Regions from separate parts of the Homo sapiens genome. Here regions 1 and 3 are each linked to region 2. Evidence: chromatin contacts called from ENCODE Hi-C or POLR2A ChIA-PET data. All regions are on one chromosome and are shown on one strand. The core of a region is the stretch at or near the end of the contact, and the rest is flanking DNA. Distances in the headings are between cores, read along the strand shown. Region 1 holds the start of MAPK12 (mitogen-activated protein kinase 12). Region 2 holds the start of SBF1 (SET binding factor 1). Region 3 holds the start of TUBGCP6 (tubulin gamma complex component 6).

Region 1 (4,911 bases), core at 37-2,536, 210 kb before region 2:
GCAGGAGTGACGTGGGGGGCAGTGGACAAGTGGGACTGTATCCAGAAACCAGAGCACCCCTGGCAGAGAGATCGGGTTCTTAGCAGCCAGCCACCGCCATGGGAGAGGCCCAGGGCAGCTGTACGTGGCATCTCACTGGAAGGACTGGAAAGGATGGGCCCCCACAACGCACAGGAGGGTGTCTGTGAGGCGGCCACCACGCCCAGTGCTCCTCAAACAGCAGCTCCCTAAACCCTTCACCCCCAGGGGCTCCTGAGGGTTCAACACACTCCCTGCGTTCTGGCGCCCCCCTCCTCCCCCTCCACCACCGGGTCGGAAGACTCGGGAGATGGACAGCAGCAGAGTGGGCTCCACAGAGGGGCTGGAAAGGGGATGGGGAAGAGGGAAGGTGCCCCTTCCAGGAAAATCCTCCCGCCGGGAGCATGCTCTCACCGCGGGCTTCCTGGCTGGGGGCAAGGCTTGGCGTGAGACCTGGAGGATCCCCTGGGCCTGGCCAAGTCGTGTTCCCTGACCAGGGCCTGGCTGAGGCGCCGAGTCAAGGGGCTGAGTCCTTCCCGGGGCTGGCGGAGGATGGGGAACGGCCCTTGGGGGAGTCGTCTCCCAAGGAGAGACAGGCCTTGCTCTCCTTCTCCCCTGGGGACCCACGGCCCGACCCCCGCCCGGCCCCACAGCAGGCTGCCTGGAGGAGGGGTTGCCGGGTGGGGGAACCCAGCCCAGCTGAACCAAGCCGAGGCCGCGGCGCCTTCCCGGAGCGGGGCCGCGCGACTCACGTTCTCGTGGCGCATGTGCTTGAGCAGGCGCAGCTCGCGGTAGGCGCGCTTGGCGAACAGCTCGGACTGGAAAGGCCGATACAGCTTCTTGATGGCCACCTTAGCGCCGGTGCGGCCGTCCACGGCCGAGCTGCGGGGCGGACCGCTTAGCGGGAAGGCCGGGCACCCCGCGCAGGCCCCGCCCGCCCCGCCGGCCGCCCCGCCCGGCCCGCGCTCACCACACCGCGCCGTAGGCGCCCGAGCCCACGGGCTGCAGGTCCCGGTACACGGCGCGCACCTCCCAGGCCGTCTTGGTCACCTCCTGGCGGTAAAAGCCACTGCGGGCGGGCGGCGGAGAGCTCATGGCAGGCCCGGGAGCTGCCCACCCCGCAGAGCCTGCGGGCGGTGCCCCCACGACCGGGGACGGGGCTCCCTCGGCGCGCGCCTCGGGCCGGCTCCGCGCCGCTCGTCCGCTCGCCCGCCCGCCCGCCGGCCGCTGGGGCGCTCCCGCTCCCGGCCCTTCCCTCAGGGATGTCCCAGGTGCCGACCCCGGCCCGACCCCGACCCAGGCTGCGCACGGCCCCTCCCCCGCCCGGGGACCAACCGGCCCGCGGGCGGCGCGCACGTGACGCCCTCGCCCGCCCTCCGGCCCCTCCGGAAACCCGAGGCGGCCGCCGCCGGGGGAGGGCCGGAGCCTGGGGAGGGCCGGAGCCTGGGGGGAAGCGCAGGGGGAGGGGAGCGCCGCCCCGCAGCTTCGTCCCCATAAAGGGCCGGACGCGGCGCGGAGATACCTCTGCCAGCCTCTCCCCTTTGGCTGAACTTCCCCGCCCTGGGGGGGTCTCAGCAGGAGCCCCCCCCCCCCCCCCCCGCCCGCTCCAGTCCTAACTCCCCACGGCTCCAGGGCGCAGGGCCCATCCTTGACAGCCTGAGCGCTGACTTCTATGGCAGCCGCAAGTCGGGCTGAGCCCTGTGTTCCCGGGGTCAACTTCGCAGGCCACCCCCAAGGATGCCCTACCACTGAGCCTGATCCATCCGTCCCCCAACAAGGGGTCCATCTGCACCTGTCCTGCCTGTATCCCTCTTTCTACACGGAGGGGTCTGTCCCCCAAACTCCTCAGGCTGCATCCCCAACCCCACTCCTGTGGCCACTGACCCCGGGCCTCTCAGTCCCATAGGTCCCCGTGGGCCCTTTTGGACCCCCAGCTCCTCCCCCTGCTCCCCCCATCTGTGGGGTGCCTGCTCCAAGCATTGCAAGTACTGGTGTCTCTGCCCATCCCACCCCTGCCTGTCCTGTCCTGCAAAACCCAGGCTGAGAGTGGCTGCACTCTCTCCAGCAGGGATGGGGACCTGCTGGGGCCCTCCGCCTGACCCCTCTGTGTGGGCATTGTCCTCCCATAGGTCTGGCCCCATCCTGGACCAGATGCTCCTGAGGGCAAAGCCCCACCCTGACACCCCTTCACCAGCCCAGGAACCTGGATCTCAGAAGGGATGTTGGGGCACCCCAGGAGCCCACTGGGCTGGTGGGTAACAGGATCCCTAGGGCCTTCTGCCCCGCCCTCCTGCCATGAATCAGCAGCTCAGCCGCTCAAGGGTGGTAGTAGCTTTACACCTGGGCTTGGGCCGTGCTCCACGGCATTCACCAGCTCGTGACCAGTGAGCGGGGCAGCCCAGGGCCACCCAAACCACAGCTGCCTGTGGCCCATACCCTTTGTGCCCTGGGCTGCCTGTGGCACTCCATCCACCTCTTCCAGGAAGCCCAGCTTCCACGCTGTCCCCCTTACTCCCCGTGGTGGGGCTCAGGGGTCCAGCAGGCCCTGCACGGACCAGGCTTCTGAGGTGGGGCTGTGTCACCATTCTCCTCCCACCCCCAACCGCCAACACTGGACTTCCCCCGGGATTGACCACTACACTGACCAGGCCCCAGGAGGCCCCCAACTCCCAGACGGTTTCCACCCCTACCCAAGACCCAAGCAAGGGCACAGACTGTCCCTGGTCCTTAGAGACACTGCCTGACCCCAAATGGCCTGGACCCTCCCCCACACATAAGCTGCAGCGCGTAGTGGGAACGGGACCAGCGTGCACATTCCCTGGGTTAAAGTGGCCTCTTTTTCCTTCACCAGGAGGGAAAGGAAAGCTATTTTCCCTACCCTGCCCAGCCCCCACCCAGGGATGGGCAGACCCTTGCTCCTTGAGACACCCAACTTCTCCCCAGCCAGCTTCCCTGAACACTGAGGGGTAGGCGGGGGTGGTGTCTGGATCTTGGCCCAAAGCCAAGCCTGCCCAGTACATCCCCACAGGGCAGCTGGGGTCACCATCTGGGTGGCTGTCACACCCTGTGCCCTCAAAGTCTGCCCATCAGCCATGTCTTCCCCTGGTCCCCCTGGGCTCTCAGACCCTCCAGGGAGCAGGGAGGGTGCCAGAAGATGGCCGCTGGTCTGACTGGGGGCCTGAGGGATCTGGCCAGCTGGAGGTGAGTGATGCAGGATGACCCAGACACTCCCCCCACGCCCAGCAGCAGGGATGGTGGGGGCACCCGGGCCTGGAGTAGCCTTTGGATACAAGCCAAGTGAGAGAGAACCCCCTTTATTGTGCACCCCTGGTGCAGGCACTTGACACCCAGGCTTCCCTGGGCCCCTCGAGGCAAGAGGTCACCCCCTTTCCAGGGCAGAGCCACACCCCCAACTCAGCTCTGGGCAGGGTCCCGTCTCCGAGGTTACTGGATCAGCTCCATCCTGGGACAAGGAAAGAGGACTGACCCACAGACCAGAGCACCTCAGATCTCCGGCTGCAGGGCCACAACGGTGGGCAGAGGTAGAGAGCGGGCCAGGGTGCAGGGCAGAAGTGTCCGAGTCCAAGTCCACATCCAGGTGTGCTGCCTGCCCTAGCGTCCTCAAGGCCAAACCACCCACCCACCCACCCCCAGCCTCAGGAAGCTGCTGTGGGTCCCACATCCAAGGAGAAAGCCCCTGCCCATGCTCATGTGGTTGCCCTTTGGCCCACTGGAGCCGCCAGTCTGAAACACCCCTCAAGGCATCAGGAACCGAGGAGAGGGAAGGCAACAGCACACCCACCCCGGCTCCAGCTTCTTGCCAGATATGGCTGCTGGCCTTGGGCGCCCACAGATTCACACGCACCACATCACATGTGCCCTGACATATGAACACGGGGAGTGCACGCTCATCCACACGTGCCCACACACACCCACGGGTGAACACAAGACTCCAGGCAGCTTTTCTCATTTGACACCTGGTGGTTGTCCCTGCCCAGCCTGGTGGCACACTGGCTCTGCCTCTCCTCTTAGACCTGTGGGTCTCAGCAGTGACCAAGACAGCCCCCTACCTCCAGGCTGAGCAGCTCTAACCACTGAGACCTCTCCCTTTGAGTCTCCCGGGGTCCCGGCCCCAGCGCGTCCTCCAGAAAGCCCTGGGACAGAAGAGAGCCCAAGGCTGACACTCCCTTGGGTCGGCCTGGGACAGACAGGGGAACTCCGCAGGGGAACCCCTTTGGCATCTAGGACCCCACAGTCAGGTCCCAGTGGAGAGTGCAGTAGCCAGAAGAGGACAGGAGGACCAAGGTAGGCCCAGGGACACTTGTGCCCAGACTCCTACACATGGCAAGCACATGTACACACATGTTTGTGCATGCATACATGCGTGTAGATTCTCCTGAAGGCGAGGGGTCCTAGGCCAGAAGTCTGTGACCATAGGAGTGTGGGAGGTGCCTCTCGAGGAAACCAGGCCAGCTGTGGAAGGGTGCAGGCCCAAGCCCCTCCACAGGCTCTCAGGGGCTGCTGGGCAGCACCTCACTGCTCAATCTCCAGGCTGCCAGGTGGCTTCGGTGGCTCTGGGGGCTTGAAGCTGAGGACTTCCTGGTAAGTGAGCTCTAGGAGGTGAAGGGAAAGGGTGAGCTTGTGCCTCCCACAGCCCGGCCCCTCACCTGCTTGTCTGGCACCTGCCACCCAGCCCAGGCCCACCACCCTGTGACAGCAGCCTCAGCACAGTCTGGGAGCCAGAACCTGCCCTGTGTCACTCCTCCGCCCCGCTCCCAGCCTGTGCTGGACACCTGAACGCCCTTCCACACCTGACCAGTCTGGAGAGGAACTGGGGCATTTCCTGCCTCTGGGGAAATGGAGCCCGCAGGCCCCTGGACCCACCCCCAGCCA
Region 2 (4,643 bases), core at 2,032-4,531:
GTGGAGGCTGGGAGGCAGTTGAGGCCATCCCAAACAGCCCCAACCCGCTCCAGAGGGAGGGCAGGAACGTGGGTGGGGACAGTAGATGGGGCTCAAGAATGCAGCCAGCACATCACAGTCAGGAGGAGAGGCGAGGCCATAGGGTGAAAGGTCTTTTTCTCAGATCCAAGGGGTCCAGCCCCTCCTCCCAGGCAGATGCACACTCAGCTGCTGGAGATGGAAGGCCGATGGCCAGGTCAGGGCCAGATCAAATGTGTCTCCTGTTCTCAAAGACACCTCAGCACTGGCCACGCTGTGATCAGGCCAAGAGCCGGGCAGAGGCAGTCTGTCTAGTCCTGATGCCTGCCCCAGAGCACAGAAGGTGATCCCTGACTCACCAGGTGAGGGGCCTGCAGATGGGCCAGCGCTGGCCACCATCACTCTCTGAGGTGAAAGGGTCACGGCCAGCACAGGCATTTACCTTCTCAGGGCCCCTCCCCACCTTTCCTGAGAGGTTTCCAGCTGGTAACCACTAGCAACTGGGATGCTGCCTCAGGCAGGACTCATGCACCCTCAGCACCCTGGTGCTGCACCCAGCAGCTCCAGACAGGATGTCCAGATCCAGGCCAAGACAAGCTATCCGCCAATCCTAATCCCCAACCCAAGAGACCCTGCATCCCGCCCTGAAGTCCTAGCCTGACAGAACAGAGAGGATCCTCTACCCACTCAGAAGTGCCTGTTGTGTCTGTGCCTAGAGAGTTCACACACCTGCTGCTCAGTCACTAATGAAAGAAACTCATCATTTCCAGGGCCTCCTGTGTGCTACTGCTTCACACCTGTGCATTCGCTGCATCCTCACGGCAGCCTGGGAGGTTAGCATGACTCACTCCATCCCCAGATGAGGAAACTGAGGCACAGAGAGCCAAACAACTGGCTCGAAGTCACAAGGCTATCAAGGGGCAAAGCAGAGACAAGTGACCCCCACGCCACACTCCTCTGCTTCTTCCCCCAGCTCCCACCGGCCCTGGTACCTGGCTCTGCCCTCAGCCCATGACCAGGGTCCCAGTCTATAGCCTTGTTCCCCTCAAGAATGAACAAGTCCTTCTAAGGGGTGCCTGGGGCTGCAAGGCCAGCAAGCAGCTGACCAGCTCAACCCCAGAAGGTAGTGGGTACAGGGCTCCACGGTCCTCCAACCCTACTGCAGTGGACCACTTATCACTCCTTCCGGTCACTTAGGGGAAGGGGGGGCACCTTGGGCTCCAGCCTTCTACCCTGTCCTGCGCAAAGGACACACACAAACAGGTGCCTGCACTACGTGTGGCTCCAGCAGTGAGCACACACGTCACAGCCAGCTTGTTGTGGAGCCCACTCTGCCTCTTCTCTCTGCCTACCTTCAACTCCTCACCCCACGGCCACCACGCCTCCCACCTGGCCTTTGCCTGCAGTCTCTACCAACCCAAACCCTCTCCACACTGCCCTCAGGATCATCAGGGTCATTATCAGCTGTTCCTGTAGCCCCCGCCCCAGCCCTCAGCCCAAGGCCCCTCACGCCAAGACAGCCCTCAGCCAGCCTTGCTTCCCTGGATCCTCAGGCACCCTCTGCCCCAGGTGGTAAGGCCTCCTCCATGCCCCTCATAGGTGCCTCGGTGCAGACAGCTCCCTCTGTGGGTCAAGACAACATTGACAGCCAACCTGCACAGTGGGGATGAGGACTATGTGGTCCTAGCAAGCGAGAACTCCCTCTCTAAAGAAAAAGACAGATGCTCATGACTGACGGTGCCATAAGACACACACTTGGATAGACATGAGCAGAGAGGAGTGTGTGCTGAGTAAGAGGGCACTGAGGAGGGGCTGGAGACGAAGAAGATGCTAAAGAGGCTTCAGGAAGTGTAGGGGGGTGTCCAGCAGAAGAAACACAAAAAAGAGAGAACTCCAGGTCCTTGGTGGGGACAGTGACAACTGGACTGACAAAAAACAGGGTAACTGGGAAGGCAAGCTCAATCCCACCTCCAGGCTCAAGATCCAGCCCCTGCCTGACCACACAGCCATCCCCACACACTGCCAGTCTGCAGCTGGGATCTGACAGCCTGAGTGCCAGTCCCAGCCTCTCTGAGCCGGCTCAGGCCAGGCAGTCAGCTTATCCGCGCCTAACTTCTCTACAGATGGGGGCAACACCAGGGCAACCCCGGTGGGCTGCTGGGAGGAAGAGGTGAGATCATGTACACAAAGGGCTGTGCGGGGCCTGGCACACCAAGCACGCTCGCCAACGCTGCTGTCTCCAGGCTGTTGCTGATGTCATCGTCAGGCTCCGTTTTCTCCTACCTCCTGGGCTGAAGAGCTCTCAGACACGGGCGCTGACCCCACACACAGACCTCCTGGGCATGGGCACCGACCGCCACGCTGATACCCCACCCAGGGCTTGGCGTGCAGGGCCTGGACCGTCAGGCGAGTCGCCAGGAATGCTCTTCTCTCTACTCTCGACGCTTCCTCCTCAAATCCTCCCAGTTTCAAATCAAACACCGCTTCTCCATGCACCAAACCCGAACTCCACCCCCTCTTTGCACCCCGCCAAGACCGCCGGGGGCTTCAGACGGAGCACCAAGGTCAGAGGCGGGCTGGCGAGCCGCGGGTCCGCGCCCCTGGAGCCACTAGAGCCACAGCCGCCCGCAGCTGGCCAAGGAGAGAGCCCGTCCCACCCCAAGGAGGCCGGGCAGGCCGGGCCCAGCCTTCTCTCCCTGCCGCCACCAGGCCCGCGCGGCCACGCCGCCCCCAGCGGACGCCCATTCTCCCCACGGGCTGTCCGGTCGGCCCTGGCCTTCAGTCCCCGCCCGGCCCCCGGCCCCGGCCCTCAGTCCTCGGCTCCCCCGACCCCGGCCCTCAGCGCCCAGCCCCCGGTCCTCGGCCCTCAGCGCCCGGCCCTCAGTCCTCGGCCTCCCGACCCAGCCCCCAGCCCTCGGCCCCCAGCCCCCGGCCCTCGACCCTCAGACCCAGCCCCTGGCCCTCAGCACTCGACCCTCGGCCCCCGGCCCTCAGCGCTTGGCCTCGGCACTCACCGCGCGGGTGCGGCCCGAACGCCACCAGCACGAAGTAGTCCGCGAGCCGCGCCATGGCGAGGGACGCGGGGCGGCCCGAGGGGCGCGGGCGGGCTCCGCGGCTCGGGGACTCGAGGACGGCGCGCTCATGGCCCGGCCCCGGCCCTGGACCGCGCACCCCGGACACCCCTGGTTCGCTCCGCGGCGGCGGCGGCGGCGGCGGCGGCGGCCCAGGTTCCCGCCGCCATCTTCCCAGCCAGCCGGCCCGCCCGGGCGCGCCGTGCGCCTGCGCGCTGTCGTCAAGCCCTGAGCGGGCGGGGCCTGCAACCGCGCATCTCCATTGGTCCAGAGGGTGGGAGGGCGGCTCCCGAGAGCAGCGCCCCGCCCATCGCTGACCACTCTGGGGCCCGAGCACCGCCCCTCGGGCCGGGCACCTGGACTACGGCTCCGGCGGGTCTGACGCCCTGACCCGGGTCGGCTGTGGTGTCGGCGGGAGGCATGGGCCAGGACCACAGCTGCCCTCGCCGTTGGGACTCCCCGCACAGGAGCCCGAACCCCACCCCTGGGCCGTCCCAATCTGGGGATCGGGTCCCCAGACTCCTCGTCCCCCGCCCCTCTCTGTCCAGCGGGAGAAAGGCGGGAGAAGCCTAGGCGCTGCCTACCGGGCCCCCCAAACTAGAAGTCAGAGGAGGCGCAGGGCCATCACCTCAGGGGCTGCCAGCCTGGCGATGGGGAACAGAGAGAGAATTCAGGCCCTGCCCTTGGGGTCCCAGGCTGAAGAGCCCCCATCTAGGCCAAGTGAGACATTTAACACAGCTTAAAAACGGCACGCTCATGTCCCCCTGTAAAGAGCAAATGTTCTAAGCGTGTGAGGCACATGAGGCCACGGAGCAGGGGGCTCTGGGAAAGCTGCATCCCCCAGGATCCCTGACAGTGCCCACCCCTCTCAAGGGCAGGGCTGGCCAGGGCCACCCCTGAAGTGGCTCAGGGATGAGCATGAGCCCAGAGCAGAACATGCTGGGAGAGAAGGTGCAGGAGCCAGCCTGGTGCAGCAGGGAAACCCCTCTGAGCACAGCAGGCCAAGGTCTGTTTTTTGTTATGTTTTGTTTTGTTTTTGAGGCAGAGTCTCAATCCGTCACCCAGGCTGAAGTGCAGTGACACCATCTTGGCTCACTGGAACGTCCGTCTCCTGGGTTCAAGCAATTCTCCCGCCTCAGCTTCCCGCGTAGCTGGGATTACAGGTGTGCACCACCATGCCCGGCTAATTTTTGTATTTTAGTAGAGAGGGGGTTTCACCATGTTGGCCAGGCTGGTCTTGAACTCCTGACCTCAGGCCATCCACCCACCATGGCGTCCCAAAGTGCTGGGATTACAGGCATGAGCCACCGCCCCCAGCCCGAAGGTCTGTTTTTTGTTTTTTGTTTGTTTTTGTTTGTTTGTTTTGAGACAGAGTCTCGCTCTGTCGCCCAGGCTGGAGTACAGTGGCGTGATCTTGGCTCACTGCAAACTCCGCCTCCCAGGTTCACATCATTCTCCTGCCTCAGCCTCCCGAGTAGCTGGGACTACAAGCACCTGCCACCACGCCCAGCTAATTTTTTGTATTTTTAGTAGCGACAGGGTTTCACTGTGTTA
Region 3 (4,412 bases), core at 1,232-3,731, 230 kb before region 2:
ATTATGTATGTTTCTAAATCATCTAGCTATCGCATAAGAATAGAACGACTAGTAACAATGTATCCTTTTGGCAACACTGATAAAGCAATAAAATACAAAACTCAAATGAGGAGCTACAGCGTACCATGGTAAAGCCTCAGGCGACAGACAGCAAAAACATATCCAATTGCACGAATTACAGAACATGAACACTTTTGCCACACGTGGCTACTGAGCACTTGAAATGTGGCTTGTGGGGCTGAGGAACTGAGTATTTTATTTTGTTTTAATTAACTTCAATTTAAACGGCAGCTCTAGAAGGCAGAGGTGGCTTAACGATATACCCCATTAGGTAAAGATGAAAAGCAGCATGTTGCTTTGGCCGGCAGGTGGGCAGCACTGTCGCTGCAGAGGAGGGTGGCCGCCAGTAAGCCCACTCCAGCAGCCCCACCTCAGGACAATGCAGCCACCAGACTATCCCCCCTTTTACCATGATAAAAGGAAGGTCACCGGGCCGGGCACAGTGGCTCATGCCTGTAATCCCAGCACTTTGGGAGGCCGAGACGGGTGGATCATTTGAGGTCAGGAGTTGGAGACCAGCCTGGCCAACATGGTGAAACCCCGCCTCTACTAAAAATACAAAAATTAGTTGGGCATGGTGGCTCACGCCTGTAATCCCAGCACTTTGGGAGGCCGAGGCAGGCGGATCAAGAGGTCAGGAGTTCAAGACCAGCCTAGCCAGCATGGTGAAACCCCATCTCTACTAAAAATACAAAACTTAGCTGGGCGTGGTGGCATGCACCTAAATCCCAGCTACAGCTACTCGGGAGGCTGAGGTAGGAGAATCACTTGACCCCGGGAGGCGGCGGTTACAGTGAGCCGAGATCGCGCCACGGCACTCCAGCCTGGGCAACAGAGCAAGACTCCATCTCAAAAAAAAAAAAAAATTAAGCCGGGCGTGGTGGCAGGTGCCTGTAATTTCAGCTACTCGGGAGGCTGAGGTACGAGAATTGCTTGAGCCCAGAAAGTGGAGGTTAAGGTGAGCCAAGATCGCGCCACTGCACTCCAGCCTGGGTGACAGAGTGAGACACTGTCTCAAAAAAAAAAAAAAAAAGAAGAAGAAGAAGAAGAAGAAAGGTCACAGGAAGCATTTTCCAAACCCCGAGAGAGATGAAAGAGGAAAAACTAAACATTCTACCTTAATAGCCAGCCCAGAGAGGTCCGCATTGTCTGGCACGGGGGGCAGGCCCAGTCGGACGTCCATGTCATAAGTGCGGCTGTGCACAAGGGCCCCGAAGAGCGAGACCCGGGTGTCTCTCTCGAACCTGTCACCACAAGGGTCACCAAATGAGAAGAGCCCGACGGTGGGCAGGCCAGTGCCTGGAGCAGCCTCCATAACCTGAAGTGTTTCCTGGATCATGCTGTGACACAAACACTCTTCTCTGGAGATCAGAGACTGAACGTCCATCTCAAACACACTCAGGTCGTCGCAATCATAGCCGCTGTACGGAACGTTTCTCCCCACATGCTTGTTGTTAAGGAAGTAGTCTCGTTTTCTCGGCAGAACTTGAGGGGGACCACTCCCTGCCAGCTGAACCAGGAGGTCCAAAACAGACCCCACCTCCAAAAGCGGACAGCAAGGGGCTGCTTCCAGCTCCTCCACAAGCTCCTCCAAACGGTCGGCCTTGGGGCCCAGGCCACCCACTCTCAAGTCAAAGGACAACATGAGGATCTTGTTTCTCGCTGGTAGTTTTGACATGTCAGGCTGCAGCTGTTGAGTCTCATCTTGAAAAAGATTTGTGAAAAGAGCATTGTAGGCCACCTTCTTGAGGCTCCGCTTTGCCCTCTTCCGGTTCACACTGCGCTGGCCCAGGTGAGTCTTGGCAGCCGGCAGGAGGGCCTCACACAGGTCGTCGAACAGCTGCGTGATGCTGGCCATGCCCCTTCTCAGCTCCGGGCCCCCGGCGTGTGGGAAAACACCTCACCCGGGCTTCACTCACGCTCCGGAAGACAGGGAGTGAGAGAGGGTCCGAAGAGGCTGAATGACAGGCGGCCTCTCCAATGCCGAAGCTCAGAACTGGTATTTTTTAAAGGAGGTCTTGCGGTTGCTCTACTCAGAGTAAACACGCCCTGCCCTCCCCAGTCCAAGCACGCTGCCCGGCGCCCGGCAGCCCACCAGAAGCCAGCTCGGCGTTTCTTCTAATTCAGTAGCCCTCAACCTTTAGGGAGTCACAGAACCGTGGCAAAACCGAAGAACGAAACGCGCGCCCGCGCAGTACAGCGGACGAACTCGGCTTTGCACCCGTTCTTCGGGACCCACGAGAGGAGACGGCCAGGAGAGGGTGCCACTCCGAGGGTCGTGGGCAGCGGAGAGTCTGGGGGCTCAGCCGGGTGGGTCCCGGGTTCTGGCCTGCACGTCCACCCGTTCTCCAGGCCTCACCCGTGGAAAGTGCCCACGGCTGCCGCTCTCGCCGCCTCCGTCGCGTCACAGCCGCGCCAGTGTGAAGAGCACTAGGGCGGGCGCGCCGGAAATACGTCACGGGAACGCCGGCAGCGCGTGAAGTTGGTGAGGCCTGGGCCGCGGCATACTTCCGGCCTGAGTCCGGCACCGCGGGTGAGAGACCGAGGCCGAGCGTGCTCAGTAAAGGAGGCAGAGCCAGCGTTTCGTTTGAGCGATGTTTACTAACGGCGCAAGGGCGGGGAGCGAAGCGCAGCGGGGCGCAGGGGCCGGAACGGGACCGAGCGTGGGTTGCATGGGCCTCGATGGGACGGGCCGGGGCGCGATGGGTGGGGCGGGGGCGAGGTGAGGTGAGGGGTGGAGCGGGGGAAGCACGGGTGGGAGAGGGCGGGGCGCGGGGATTGGGAGTGGGCGGGGTTCCGTGCCCCAGAGTCGAGGGAGCCGTGGGCTTGGGGTCCGGATCGCGGCCGCGGGGCGCTGGCGTGCGGTGTCATTTCTGCGGTGTAAATGCTCCCACCTTGGCCGATTTCAAGCCACCAGGTGAGGATGGCACTACAGGAGGAGCCGAGAAGAGGCGCGCAGTTGGCCTCCGGCGCTGGAGCTGGTTCAGGGCACTCCCCTGCCCTGCCCTCCCCACCGATCTGTGCGGCAGAGCCAGGCCCCAGGGCAGGGCCATGCCTCCGCAGTCAGCCTCACCTGCAACATCTTCCACTGAGGCTCCAGCTGCCCTCTCAGGTACATCAGGGCCTGGACGTCCTCTGGGGAGGCCACAGAGGAAGGGCCTAGGCTAGGAGGTGCCTCTCCATTCAGCACCCGGGCCAGGATCCCTGCTAGCTGGGGTGTGGAGTTCTGGACCAGGGGCGAAGACGGAAGCAGTCACTGGTCCTTTCCCTCGTCCCACCCCGCAGCACCTCCACCCTGCCCAGCTTACCTCCTCCAGGAGGGCCAGGACTCGGCCCCCTGCCAGCCCCCGAAGCATTGCAGCCAGGAGTGCAGCGTGGGGGCCCTGCAGGCCATGGCCAGGCCCCAGCGCCACCAGCACCAGGTCAGGCTGGAAGCCATAGGCCAGGGGCAGCACCAAGCCCAAGATGCAGCTCAGGAAACCACCGGTCATCTGTGGGGACAGCAGAGCCCAGCTCCTCATCTACGGACACCTGCTGGCTCTGGCCTCCCAACCTCCCAATCTCAGGGCCCCTGGAGTAGGAGCAGGGAGACAGGAAGGACCAGAGGCCTGCTATCATGACAATGCCAGCAAACAGCAGCTGTACACATCCATGGGCTCCCCAGCACCTGCCTTGCCGCGTGGCATGGTCACTCACCACTGGCAGTGGCGTGGAGACATGGAACATGGATAGGGCAGCCGCCTCCTTGCCCCTGATGTTCAGCCACAGACTCCTCCTTCCAGGACACAGGTGCATAAGTGTAAGGCCCTGCTCACCCTCCTGAGCCCAAACCGCAGAGGCAGAGGTGGAAGAGCATTCACGGGGCCATGGGCAGGGGTGCTGTGACTGCTGAGCCTCTGTGCTGGAGACCCACCTGGCATTGCCTCCAGCAGCCCTTCTCCCACACCCCAGCTGAGGAAGGCTCCATTCAGTACCACACAGTGCCCCACCCACCCGTCACCCTGGGGCCCAGGCACACGTCCATCACATGCCCGTCCACATGCATGGCTGGACATATGCAAGACCTGAGAGTCCTACCCGTCATGGGCGAGGTCTGGAGGCCGGTCCAGCTGTCCCAGGGCCACGCACAGCAGCCTGGAAGAAGAGCTGGCCTCAGGACAGGTGTTCATGTTGTCCAGAGTCCATTCCCAGAACTCTCTGTGCTTGGCCAGCCAGGATAGGGGTGCCCACAGGTCCTGCCGTCAGAGGCTCAGGATGGCCAAGTGAGGCTTACCTCTGGGCTCCGTGGGACAGGCCTCTCCGAACAGCCACATCCAGGGTGGCTGCTGCAGCAGAGGCTGGAGTGGCTGCTA

The links. Hi-C counts contacts between places; a loop is a spot of excess contacts on that map. ChIA-PET counts read pairs that join two places held with the same protein, here RNA polymerase II (POLR2A). Pooled maps may share reads with other maps.
Region 1: a map of transverse colon shows a loop between it and region 2 (2.2-fold over the local background). The contact joins the promoter of MAPK12 here to the promoter of SBF1 in region 2. A Hi-C loop is called at or near these places in 6 of 168 maps with a recorded cell type or tissue (CD4-positive, alpha-beta memory T cell, CD8-positive, alpha-beta T cell, HL-60/S4 and 3 more), 16 of 37 single-sample maps with no recorded cell type and 12 of 50 pooled maps. POLR2A ChIA-PET finds 5 or more read pairs at or near these places in 9 of 52 experiments (AG04449, CD4-positive, alpha-beta T cell, CD4-positive, alpha-beta memory T cell and 6 more).
Region 3: a loop to region 2 is called in a map of CD8-positive, alpha-beta T cell, with 4 times the contacts of the local background. The contact joins the promoter of TUBGCP6 here to the promoter of SBF1 in region 2. A Hi-C loop is called at or near these places in 10 of 168 maps with a recorded cell type or tissue (B cell, CD4-positive, alpha-beta memory T cell, CD8-positive, alpha-beta T cell and 7 more), 19 of 37 single-sample maps with no recorded cell type and 18 of 50 pooled maps. POLR2A ChIA-PET finds 5 or more read pairs at or near these places in 9 of 52 experiments (B cell, CD4-positive, alpha-beta T cell, CD4-positive, alpha-beta memory T cell and 6 more).

Annotation. Positions count from the first base shown.
Region 1 is chr22:50,260,397-50,265,307 of GRCh38, forward strand. It overlaps MAPK12 (mitogen-activated protein kinase 12), which reads right to left and starts at 1,287. Exons shown (of 12, transcript NM_002969.6): 1 at 989-1,287; 2 at 771-900. The coding sequence starts at 1,113. MAPK11 (mitogen-activated protein kinase 11) reads right to left here. Exons shown (of 12, transcript NM_002751.7): 12 at 3,317-4,631. The coding sequence ends at 4,552. RefSeq lists enhancers at 1-103, 1,673-2,404 and silencers at 526-705, 856-1,225, 1,256-1,565, 1,576-1,625.
Region 2 is chr22:50,471,754-50,476,396 of GRCh38, forward strand. SBF1 (SET binding factor 1) reads right to left here and starts at 3,282. Exons shown (of 41, transcript NM_002972.4): 1 at 3,033-3,282. The coding sequence starts at 3,087. RefSeq lists enhancers at 803-1,714, 1,715-2,624, 3,535-4,444 and silencers at 2,644-2,773, 3,194-3,653, 3,234-3,438.
Region 3 is chr22:50,242,542-50,246,953 of GRCh38, forward strand. It overlaps TUBGCP6 (tubulin gamma complex component 6), which reads right to left and starts at 2,482. Exons shown (of 25, transcript NM_020461.4): 1 at 1,178-2,482. The coding sequence starts at 1,918. HDAC10 (histone deacetylase 10) reads right to left here. Exons shown (of 20, transcript NM_032019.6): 15 at 4,334-4,412; 16 at 4,138-4,194; 17 at 3,757-3,835; 18 at 3,369-3,551; 19 at 3,134-3,286; 20 at 2,642-2,989. The coding sequence ends at 2,966. RefSeq lists enhancers at 1,071-2,001, 1,575-1,854, 2,265-2,314 and a silencer at 2,785-2,854.